2 separate regions of the Homo sapiens genome follow, and region 1 is linked to region 2. A link is a contact called in ENCODE Hi-C data. All regions are on one chromosome and are shown on one strand. The core of a region is the stretch at or near the end of the contact, and the rest is flanking DNA. Distances in the headings are between cores, read along the strand shown. Region 1 overlaps ENOX1 (ecto-NOX disulfide-thiol exchanger 1). Region 2 overlaps ENOX1 (ecto-NOX disulfide-thiol exchanger 1).

Region 1 (5,113 bases), core at 383-2,882, 240 kb before region 2:
TATTTTAACATCCTGTCAGAATGAGATACTAAGAGTGTCGATAAAATGACACTAAAATAAATGTAAATTTGGATTGCTGTTACAAGTGGCTGCTTGGCTCTGCTAAGACGTTAGGTTGCTATAGTACTTTCCATAGCAACTTTGCATCTTATTACATAAATATTCCCTCAGTGTCCTTCAAGCCTGCTACAGAAACAGGATTAAATCCACTCTCCTATGTAATGATCCTGCATCAAACCTTACCGGAATGAAATGCCCAGAACACATAATAAACTGTAATGTAGATAATGGTGTTCCTGGCAGTCAATAAGCATCAGGGCACTTTGGGCTGCACACAGGCGGCGGTGCAGTGACCCTGTACTACTCCCTGGTCATGCGTCTTAACCTTTCCCAGGTCAAGGCGTCAGTGGCTCTCCCTTTGTGAAGATTGGTTGCTCATGTCCTCATTCTCCTCCTCTCCCTGCCAACTGCCCATCAGCTCAAGCCCTCCACCAGGCTCAAGGGACTCATAGCACTAAGCAAGAAGCCAGGGCCTGACAGGAGCTGGGAACATGCTGGGCTGTCATGCAGGAAACTTTGTGGAGACCCCACCCAGGTCTAAGCTAGGATCAAACAGGTATGGATTGTTTAAGAACTTCAGCTAGGCCTCAGCTGAATTTCACCGAGGTGTGGCACAGTTGAGTAGTTAAGAGTATTAGGGAAAGTCCTTGGTCCTGTAGACACCAATGTCAGCAACACAGATTAATCTTACATAAAATACCAGATTATGGAAAGTTTGTGCACATATGAGAGAGATGTCAAGAATCATGGCATTGATAGGTGCTACATAAAAATAGGATTATAAAGGGGCTAAGCTTAAAGACAGTTTAGGCTCCAAGTGTGAATTTACAAAACAAACACAGTCTGGTTGGGCAGAAGGAGTGCTTCCATTGAAATGGAATCTTCTGCTACAGGATCAATTTAAATAGCATCTGTTTTCCTGCATTTAAAAGGTGAAGCAATTTACAAAAAAAAAAAAAATTCTACACTTTTCAGAAGCATATCCATTACGGAAAGGGAATTGTAACTGCACATGAAATTAGGGAACTTAAAAATCCACCCAAAATAAATATTTATTTGAATTCCTTGGGCAAGATTAGCAAGATTAAAAGAAAAAAAAAAAAAGGAAAGAAACAGGAAAGCCTTGGCTCCTTTGCAAATGAAACTCTGTTTAGAGTTTAGGAAGAAAGCAGGCTACTCAGCCCACCTTGCAAGATTTCTTTTATCATCTTTAAGCCACATTAGTTCTGATTCATCACATTTCCTTGTTTGGCCCCCTTGGGTTCCCAGAAGAGAAAATGCTTGTCTTTAATTCAGTGGTCAGTGATGGACACACCCCACTGGTCTATTTCTCTTTCAGGAGATGGTGCCCTCGGCTGTCATTACATGTGAAAACAGCTTATCCTTCTATGCTTCCACTCAACACAGACACCCCTGCCCTTGGGGTCTGCTGGCGCCCGGAGCTCAGATCCTGGCATGTGGCCTCAGACTGAGCCATCTCACTTTCAGTGTCTGAATTCTCTTGTCCCTCTGCCAAGTTCTGAGCCAATCTCGGGTGAGCCTGCTTTCAGTTACATTCAGTGCTTCCTAAAAGGAAGTTTCTACCAGTGTGAATGACAGAGCCCCTTGCAGTTGGCCCCTTCAGTCAGCTGCTGCACCCTGGTCTGGTATTTAGTAACCCTCTCCTTCTTCTGTGCCTGGCTGGTGATGGGGTAACAGTGAGCCTCTTCTTAAGCTTGTGCCTGATTATAATCTTCCTGATGGGCATTTTTAAGGATCTTTCAGAAGTACTACCACCCAGAAAATACTTAATCAGAAAAAATAGGTTGTCCTGCTATTCAAAGAAATCAATGGGATGGTCAGAGAGCCCTATTATTATTATTTTTATTACTTATTTTTTTTTTAACATAAATCTTCCAGCTACATATATAACTATTCAGATAGGCTGATACTGCTAGTTCCAACCAAACCTAATTATGAGTTCCTAATTTGATTTAGTGGCTGAAAGATTTGGAAAGTCCTTGTTTGAATTCTTAGTGAAATTAAAAAAAAAAAATTCCGGGCCAGGCGTGGTGGCTCATGCCTGTAATCCCAACACTTTGGGAGGCCGAGGTGAGCGGCTCACTAAGTCAGGAGATCGAGACCATCCTGGCTAACACGGTGAAACCCCGTCTCTACTAAAAATACAAAAAATTAGCCAGGCGTGGTGGCGGGTGCCTGTAGTCCTAGCTACTCGGGAGGCTGAGGCAGGAGAATGGCGTGAACCCGGGAGGCAGAGCTCGCAGTGAGCCAAGATCATGCCACTGCACTCCAGCCTGGGTGACAGAGCAAGACTCCGTCTCAAAAAAAAAAAAAATTCCTTTGTACCTATGTTATGGTGAATTTTCATGAAAAATTGACAGCTCAGAAAAACACTCTTCATAATTTAGAGTGTCTGCTCCTATAAGGAGCTCAGAGTTTAAATGAAATGCAGTTAAAATCCAAAAACATTTGTTTGTGTATTATGGAAAGGCATAATGATTGTCTACTGAGCAAGGGACTTTTTAGTTTTACTCTTCTAACATTTGTGTTCAAAGTACACTCATCAAATATTGGGTGAGGTACATACACTATGTAGTGATGTTCATTTTGGTTTATAATAAATTTAATTTACCAGCTTTAGGACATCCCTAATATTTTTAACTGAAAACACTTTTTTCAAATGAGTCTTACACCCTAGAGAACTGGGTACCCTGTATCTAACTAACTCTGTGTGCCCTGGGTCCACAGCACCTTGGACATACAAAATGTAGATAATCAAAACAGTGCTGGGTTAAAGCTCTCTGGGCCATGGCCTGTTCGCCATGTGACACTGAATTTTGTACGTATAAAGTTCTGAACATTTTGTTTGAACATGCCTCTTTAATACTTGCCATTTCAATTTAATTAGAGCAAATGTTCTCAGGGTTATCATCCTCCTATCAACTTCTGGGACAAAGGCATCGAAAACATTAAGATCAGAAGAAGGGGAATATGAATTGAAGTCCACAGACTTTTATTGATTACGTACTTGGGGAAAGGCCCAGGGCCACGTGTTGGAGGATGACTAAGATAACAAGCAGAGTTAACATTTATTGAGTACTTACTAGATGCTCAACACTGTAAGTAAAGTCAGAAGTGCCTTGCATGCATTGACTTATTAACTCTCACAATACTAAAACGTATCGGGTTTTGCCATCTGAGGCCTTACAATCTAGGACAGCCTTCCTCTTTCCTTTCTCCTTTTTATTTCTTGCGAACGCTATCCCGCCCCACAGAGTCAACCTGGAGGGAGAGAGGGAGGAAGGGAGTGGAAAAGGGTAAGGGAGAAGGAGAGAGGGAGAGAGAGGGAGGGAGGAAGAGAGAGAGAAAGAGAAAAAGGAAGAACAGATCTGGATTTTAAAGTCTGGCTTCATTTCAGTAGGAGGCAGACTAAACAACAATAAATTTGAATTTTTATCAAAAATTATCTTCACAGGCTTCAGAGCAGGATGCCGATCTTCTAGAATGAATGCTTCAATAAATCTGTCATTATTTTTGAATTTATTAACAAAATTGATTTTCATTTTTATCAGCATCTTAGTTTTGCTCCAGTGAACTCCTTTTCCCCTTTAAGATTCAACTGATCAAGAAGAGTGAACACCCCACCCAGAATTCTATTGTAGATACTGCAGAATTATAGCCAAAGACATATTGCAAATTATTATATATGGTAAAAAGAAAAGTACAATGAAATATTCTTCATAACCAAAAAGCAGAGATATATTGAAACATTTTGATTATTTTTTAAAAAGTAAACCCAAGGTATCATATAAGTCCTTACACAATAAATTGTGCCTTTCCTAAAAACCAAACAAGTCAATTATTTCCATCTCTTCCCTGCCCCCCAAAATAAAACCCATTACAGGGTACTTTTTGTCTTAGTATGGAGATGACAAGCAAAGCTGGCCCTGGGGGACCACAGACAGAGCGCCCTGCAGTGGGTGCAGCCTCAGCACCTCCTCCCGGCACAGGCAGGTGACAACTGAAGGATATTCTCTTCTGGAATTTCCAAGAATTCCTGGGTCAGCTACTACCCAGGAGGTCTGAAGCAAAATCCCACTGTTTAAGCAGAGAGGAAATTGGCAGGGGATTCCTTACAGCATGGAGAATTTCACTTCCATTACAGCACTGGCAATTCCCCTGTTAGTGAATTAGAGTGCTACATTTTGAGAGGACTGCTCCTATGTAGGTGACTGGCAGATGCAAATGTGTACCTAAAAACAAGGGATGTGTCACCCAAGAAGATACCGCTGGAAGGTGTTTCCCTCGGGCTATGGCCTCCATCCTCCTGCTTCAAGCAACAGTTAGCAGGGATTTGTCTGAGGTTTGAACAAAAGACCAGATGGGAATTCTTGCTGTCAGGCTGTGTCCCCAAATATGCAGGGCTGAAAGAAAAACAACTGCCTGCCTTTGGGCCAGATCTTCAGGGCCCCGTGGAATAAAAAAGGTTAGTTGCCTTCCTTTCCCTTTAATCAGTCCTGTGCTTTCTTCAGAAACCACATGCCACATTCTCTGGTCCATCTCGTTTTGAAAAGCACGAAAAGACTTTGAACTGCTCGGGGCCTGGCATTTGAACTCCGGTTCTTTCATCTCTTCCCTCAGAACTTGGCATACAACATGCCCTGCACTTTGCTCATTAATTCTGCTGACCAAGTAACAAGACTGGTGAAAGTTTTTTTTAAAAGTTCAGGCTCTACTTCACGTTCTCATCAGATGCCTGGGGAATAAACCGAGAGAGGTGTCGGGGGATCACATCTCCGTCGATGCTTCTGCAGCAGAGGCCGGGCCCCGATCCTATAAGCATGTACGTGCCGCAAGACCTCAGTGAGCATACTATTCAGAGTCATCATTATTCTGGTCCTATCCTAAGCAGACTATGAAATTATACACAATTCTTACTTGGGAAATTGACAAGTTATTTAAAAAGAAACATCACCAAGACAAAACAAAAAGCCACAGGTTCAAATGAGAATTTCTGACTGATGCAGTTCTTTTCTCCTACACCTACCTTGTC
Region 2 (5,233 bases), core at 2,612-5,111:
CCCTTGCTTTTTTGCCTTGTAGCAAACTTTGCTAATTTCACAGTACTGTACGATACTTCTTGGTATTATGTGAAGTACTCTATTTAGACATGTTGACTTCACTAATTAGTCTATAAATACTTGACTTTTAGCCACTGCTTTGGTAAGTGAGATAATTGCTGAGGAAAGGCCAAAGCATTTACGGTCAATCAGATGAGGAAAAGGGGAATATGGTCTTTGAGCTGAGTAAAATGTAAAACATTATGTGGCAAGGCAGAAGCTATTAGCAGGATCAATATCTCTCCTAGTACCTTAATAAATCATCACATCAAAGCCCCGACAGAGGATGGAGAAAACCTCAGTCTACCTACATGGAAGCTTCCAAATTGGAAAATAAAATTCCATTTAAATTACAAAGACCCAATTCATGTACAATGGAAATGGCAAGCTACAAAACTAGTCTCCAAATCCTGGATGTGCTAAGAGTTTAGAATCATTAGTGAAGGGAGAAAAGCAGAAAGACAAAGAACACTGCTACTCTCTGGGTTGCACATTCATAATTCGCAAGTTGTAAATATGTATGAATCTGCCCACTGCAGCTAGGGATGACATACTGCTTTTTAGAGATAGCACAGAGCAGAGAAATCAAAGTAGAGGAAGGTTTGGCCATTATAACTTACCTCCTCCCACATTTAACAGTTCTCAATCTTCTCAAATCTCCCCTTACTTAAATTGCTGTCTTTTGGGGATGGCTTCCTAAAATGAAAAGAACTTCGATACCAATGAATGTTCAATGTATAGCAAAAAGCATCCCATGGTGAGCTCTCACTGTAACATGGGACGTAAATAATTGTATTTTTTCTAAATCTTTAATCGCTCCCATTCTCTTTGATGCTTCCAGGAAAACAAGCAAGCAACTAAAAGAAGTTACTAGGCTAACTTGCCCAGTTTTTTTTTTTTTAACTCTAGAACTAATTATTTCTCTTTTCTAATATGTAGTAAAAGACAAAAGAAACATTTTGCAGAGATTCATATTATAGAACATTAGGCTTTCCCTTAAGGATACGTATTTCCTCACTTACAGAGATGATAGTGAATACTGACACTATTTTGACTCCACCACAGCTTTTGCTTTGCAGTCATACTGTTTAATTAAAAATAGGTTTTTTTCTTATAAGCTCAAATTACTCTACTGTAGATCTCTCAAACTTCGTAGTAAGTTGAAGCTGAGAACTAAGAGGTCACATCAGGAAATTTATTTAGATAGGTCATAACTGGCAAATCAGCAACAAAAGAAAGCAGGGCTTCTCAACATCTTGAAACATTCATTCATGATTAATTATTTCTTTCATTCCACAATTATCTATTAGACACTTGAGTATCATGCTTGGGCTTGATGATAATTATATCAAAGAAAGTTCCCAGAAGGTTCTATTCTCAAAAAAAAAAAAAAAGTCTGACCATCTAAGTGGGTACATAAGTCACCCAATACTTAAAATGTTAGCTAACATTAGAAGATGTAAATTATATAAAAGCTGATTGTCACAAGTGCCATATATGGCTACGTGCCAAAGAAGGGCTACAGTAAACTTTTATAAAGAAACCTCTATTGGCAGGGATTACCAGGGAAGGGACTAGGGGAGAGGGTAAAAGACCTGAGCTACATAGAATTTGAATAAGTGAAAAAGAAAAGGACACATGCTTCAATCAGTAGGAAAAGCCTGGGCAAGCCAGTGCAGGCACACAGTGCAGTGCGAAGCAGGAGAGAGTTCACAGTGCAGATCAGTGGTAGGTCAGGACATTAGAGTCCCACCCCAACACGCAGGAAAGACAGTGGCTGGACTGCATATCTTAAGGTAGGAAAGTTTTTACTTCAGATGGGAGAAAAATAGAGAGTCAGGAGAATTCTGATACCATGTCCAAGTCCAAGACCATTTGGGGAGTCAAAACTGTACAGAAAGAAATATCTTCTCTAGAAGCAGCAGATTTCATGTATGGCCAGAAGGTGGTAGGGGTTTCCATAAAGCGGTCTGAGGCTATCAGGAAGCCTGTTTCTTATAGAAAAGGGGTTTCAGAAGACCCAGGGACAAGACACAATTTCAGGAAAGGGGCACTGGGAGGATGGTTCTTTTAGCAGAAACCTCCTCACAGGAACAGGGATGAGTGCCTAAGGGAGGAGCTCCTGCCTGGGAGAGGCAAGAAAGGCAGAAATGAGAAGCAGGGTGGCTCTGACTTATCTTCCTGGTCTAAATGGAACCTAGTGTCTTGCTGGTTCAGGAGCCTCATTCTGGCCTAGAAATAGCACCCCACTTCCACCTCACCAGCCAGGTTCCAACCGTATAAGTAGTTGAGCTGAAAACAGGAGATTCATTTTGTGTGGTGCATACCCATAGTTCCAGCTACTCAGGAGGCTGAGGCAGGAGGATCATTTGAGCCCAGGCATTCGAGGTTGCAGTGAGCTATGATCATGCCACTGCCCTTCAGACTGGGTGACACAGTGAGATCTTGTCTCTAACAGAAGTTTTAAATTTTTAAAAAATTCATTTTGTGGTTGTAAGTACAAAAAAAACCTCAATAATGATGAGAAAAAAGATATACGAAGATTTGTTGGTTAGGAGATCATAGCTGATAGGGTGTGTACTACTTACTACAACTGCTATTCTCCCACACTCACACTATCTCCTGTCTTAAGAAGTTTAAGCAAATCTAGGCCCAGTGTCCCACTGAGGGAAATCACAAGAGGACTTAGAGGGGTCCCATCCATGAGAGCTGCACCATGAGTACATGCTACTTGGAAGGCTGCTTCTGTGGTCATTCTGAGAGCTGGGAAACCAACCTGGTGCTGAGCTGTCCAGAAGGCAGCATCTGCTGATTCTGGTACCACTGGGAAGAACAGGACACATCTTTACTAGGGAACCAGCTGCTAGTCAACAGCTGCCCCTTCTGCTCCCCAATAAGCACCTTTCTGATTACTGTCAGTTTTTCAGCAGAAAGGCCATCAGCTGTTGTGTTAATGATGGGGCTTCACTGGTTGGAAGAATTTTGCAGTCTCCAGTCTGAACTATTCCTCTGGGTGTCCTTATTCAAGCAGCAGTTAATTTGAAAACAATTAGCTGGTTGTTCACTTCCTTAAGGCAAAGCAATACTGGATGGGCTACCAGGTTGGACTAAGATTCCAGCAGAACACTCTGAAGGAGCCAGGATATTTCTAGGATGGGTCTGCTTTGTGTTGGCTTCAGGAAAAGTCTAGCATTTCTAACCCTGATCATTGGGAATTAGTCACTATTTCCCTTAGTTGCTCTGGCAGGCTTTCATTTATTTTTGCCTGGGTGACAAGGAGACACTTCTACATTTCAACATTAAACAGACTGGACGATTCATTTGTTTTCTTCTTTTTTTCACTCTTCCAGGTAAAGGGAAAATGGATCCTTATGGTGAATTATAGATGAGAAATCAATGAAAGATACAGAGACTAAAGAGAAGTAGAGTTTTATAAAAAGCAACTGGATTTGTTTTATAAAGTAGCAGATTTCCTTTTACAGGCTGGCCAACATAATCTTTGGGACTGAAATATCTTTCTGATAAGAGTATGTATTTTCTGTCACTGAATCCTCTACTTATATCCCCTGCCACACTTCATCCTGTTAATGAGGACAAAACAATATGAGGAAAGTTTTTCTGTTTTCCTCAGTCTCCCAATTCCTCACCTCTCTTCTCTGCAAACCACTCGGCTTCCATAACAAAAAGGATGACACAAACAGAGTAAAAATATGTTACCAGAGACTTTCTCAGTTCATGGCAATATTCAGTCAGCTAAATCTGGCAAACTCATACACATCTGGCCTGCTGGCAAGTCTGACTAGAATTCAGCTGTGCCTGTACAAGGAAGCAGGGGAACAGCATTTAGAGTTAGACAGCCCTATGGCCTGCTGAATCCTCAAATATGCAAGGGGCTTATTCACAAAATGCTTCACAAAAAATGGCTCCTCCAAACACATGCATACTTATTTGATGTTTTTATACTTTTTTCTTTTCAGTGCTAAGCCATCTTCTTTAGTTAGAACTATTTTTATCCTTTGTCACTTTATAAACTGCAATGGAATTCAGTATTCCATGTACAACCTTAATTTTCTGTATGACATGGAAAACAATATGGGAATCAGAGGGACTTAAAACTAAGTCTATGGAGCCCAATTCCCAAATTGCAGATTTAGGTCTTACTGTCTCTCAGGCAGATTAGATGACTTCTGAAAAGAAATACTTATTTAAATATGCTTATTTTATTGTTATTGAGGTATGCATAAATTATCCCGTTATAGCTATCCAAAACTGTGAACAACAGAACAAGACCCCAAACTGCAGAGAATATATCAACTCAGTTGCAAAAGATAAGACAGTAGGAAAGGTGCCATACAGAACAATATTGGGAGTTAGCATCATGAAGAAGGTTAGCAAGATGTGTTTATAATACAACTTTCATTCCAACAGAAATTATAACATGCTAAGAGCATGGACCTCGAGGAAAAAATATCTATTTTGGTGGGCTAAGTAACTTTTGGAAAAGACTAAAACACAAACTCCTTTAGTAAAATGCTTTAATATACTCTAGGCCTTTTCTTTAAAAGTAAGGTATGATTAAACTAAAACTTTCAAGTAGTTCAATGAACTAAGCAAGAACTGTTGGCTTCCCTCCAACCATAGTCCCACTTGCTAGAGATAATAACCATAAAAGTTTCATGTGCAGCCCACACATAAACAAGCATATACAGCTGCATATTTACACACGTGTGTATTTGCTGGTACAGGCCTAAAATATGGAAACATTTGCTATTTTATTAAAAAGTGCTCATACCATATATAATATTCATGCAACATTGTTCTGTATCATTGACATAGATGGGTTTGTTCTTTTTAATGGCTATTTTATGTACTATTGAACAGGTATGCTATAATACCTATATTCCTATTGGTATGCTTTTAGGTTACTTCTGAGTTTTAACAATTAAAAAATACGCAATATGTCTTCTTACAATTATAACTTTCTAACTTGTATAGATAGAACTAAAACTTCTCCAAAAATTATTATTCCAAGCTACACTCCTTCCAACAGAGTAACAATTTCTCACCACCACTAGATAGCATCAACTGTTTAAATTGTGTCCAATGGACAACTGAAAAATACTCTCTTATTTTAATTTTTGCCATCATTAATGAGGCCATCTTTGCTTGGCTGTTATATTTTTCTTTGAATAGC

The links. A loop is a pair of places that touch in the nucleus more often than their neighbours do. Pooled maps may share reads with other maps.
Region 1: a loop to region 2 is called in a map of mucosa of descending colon, with 3 times the contacts of the local background. The contact joins two enhancer-like sites. A Hi-C loop is called at or near these places in 2 of 168 maps with a recorded cell type or tissue (Calu3 and mucosa of descending colon) and 3 of 50 pooled maps.

The regions. Positions count from the first base shown.
Region 1 is chr13:43,315,624-43,320,736 of GRCh38, forward strand. The region is part of intron 11 of ENOX1 (ecto-NOX disulfide-thiol exchanger 1); the gene reads right to left. Among named protein-coding and RNA genes, the nearest start is that of ENOX1-AS2, 130 kb to the right of the region's middle. RefSeq lists an enhancer at 1,481-1,560. Within about 2 kb of position 1,633, at least 4 of the 41 ENCODE cell types and tissues checked have a DNase peak (open chromatin) inside an H3K27ac peak, as active enhancers do.
Region 2 is chr13:43,555,307-43,560,539 of GRCh38, forward strand. All of the region lies in intron 2 of ENOX1 (ecto-NOX disulfide-thiol exchanger 1), which reads right to left. Among named protein-coding and RNA genes, the nearest start is that of ENOX1-AS2, 110 kb to the left of the region's middle. Within about 2 kb of position 3,862, at least 3 of the 41 ENCODE cell types and tissues checked have a DNase peak (open chromatin) inside an H3K27ac peak, as active enhancers do.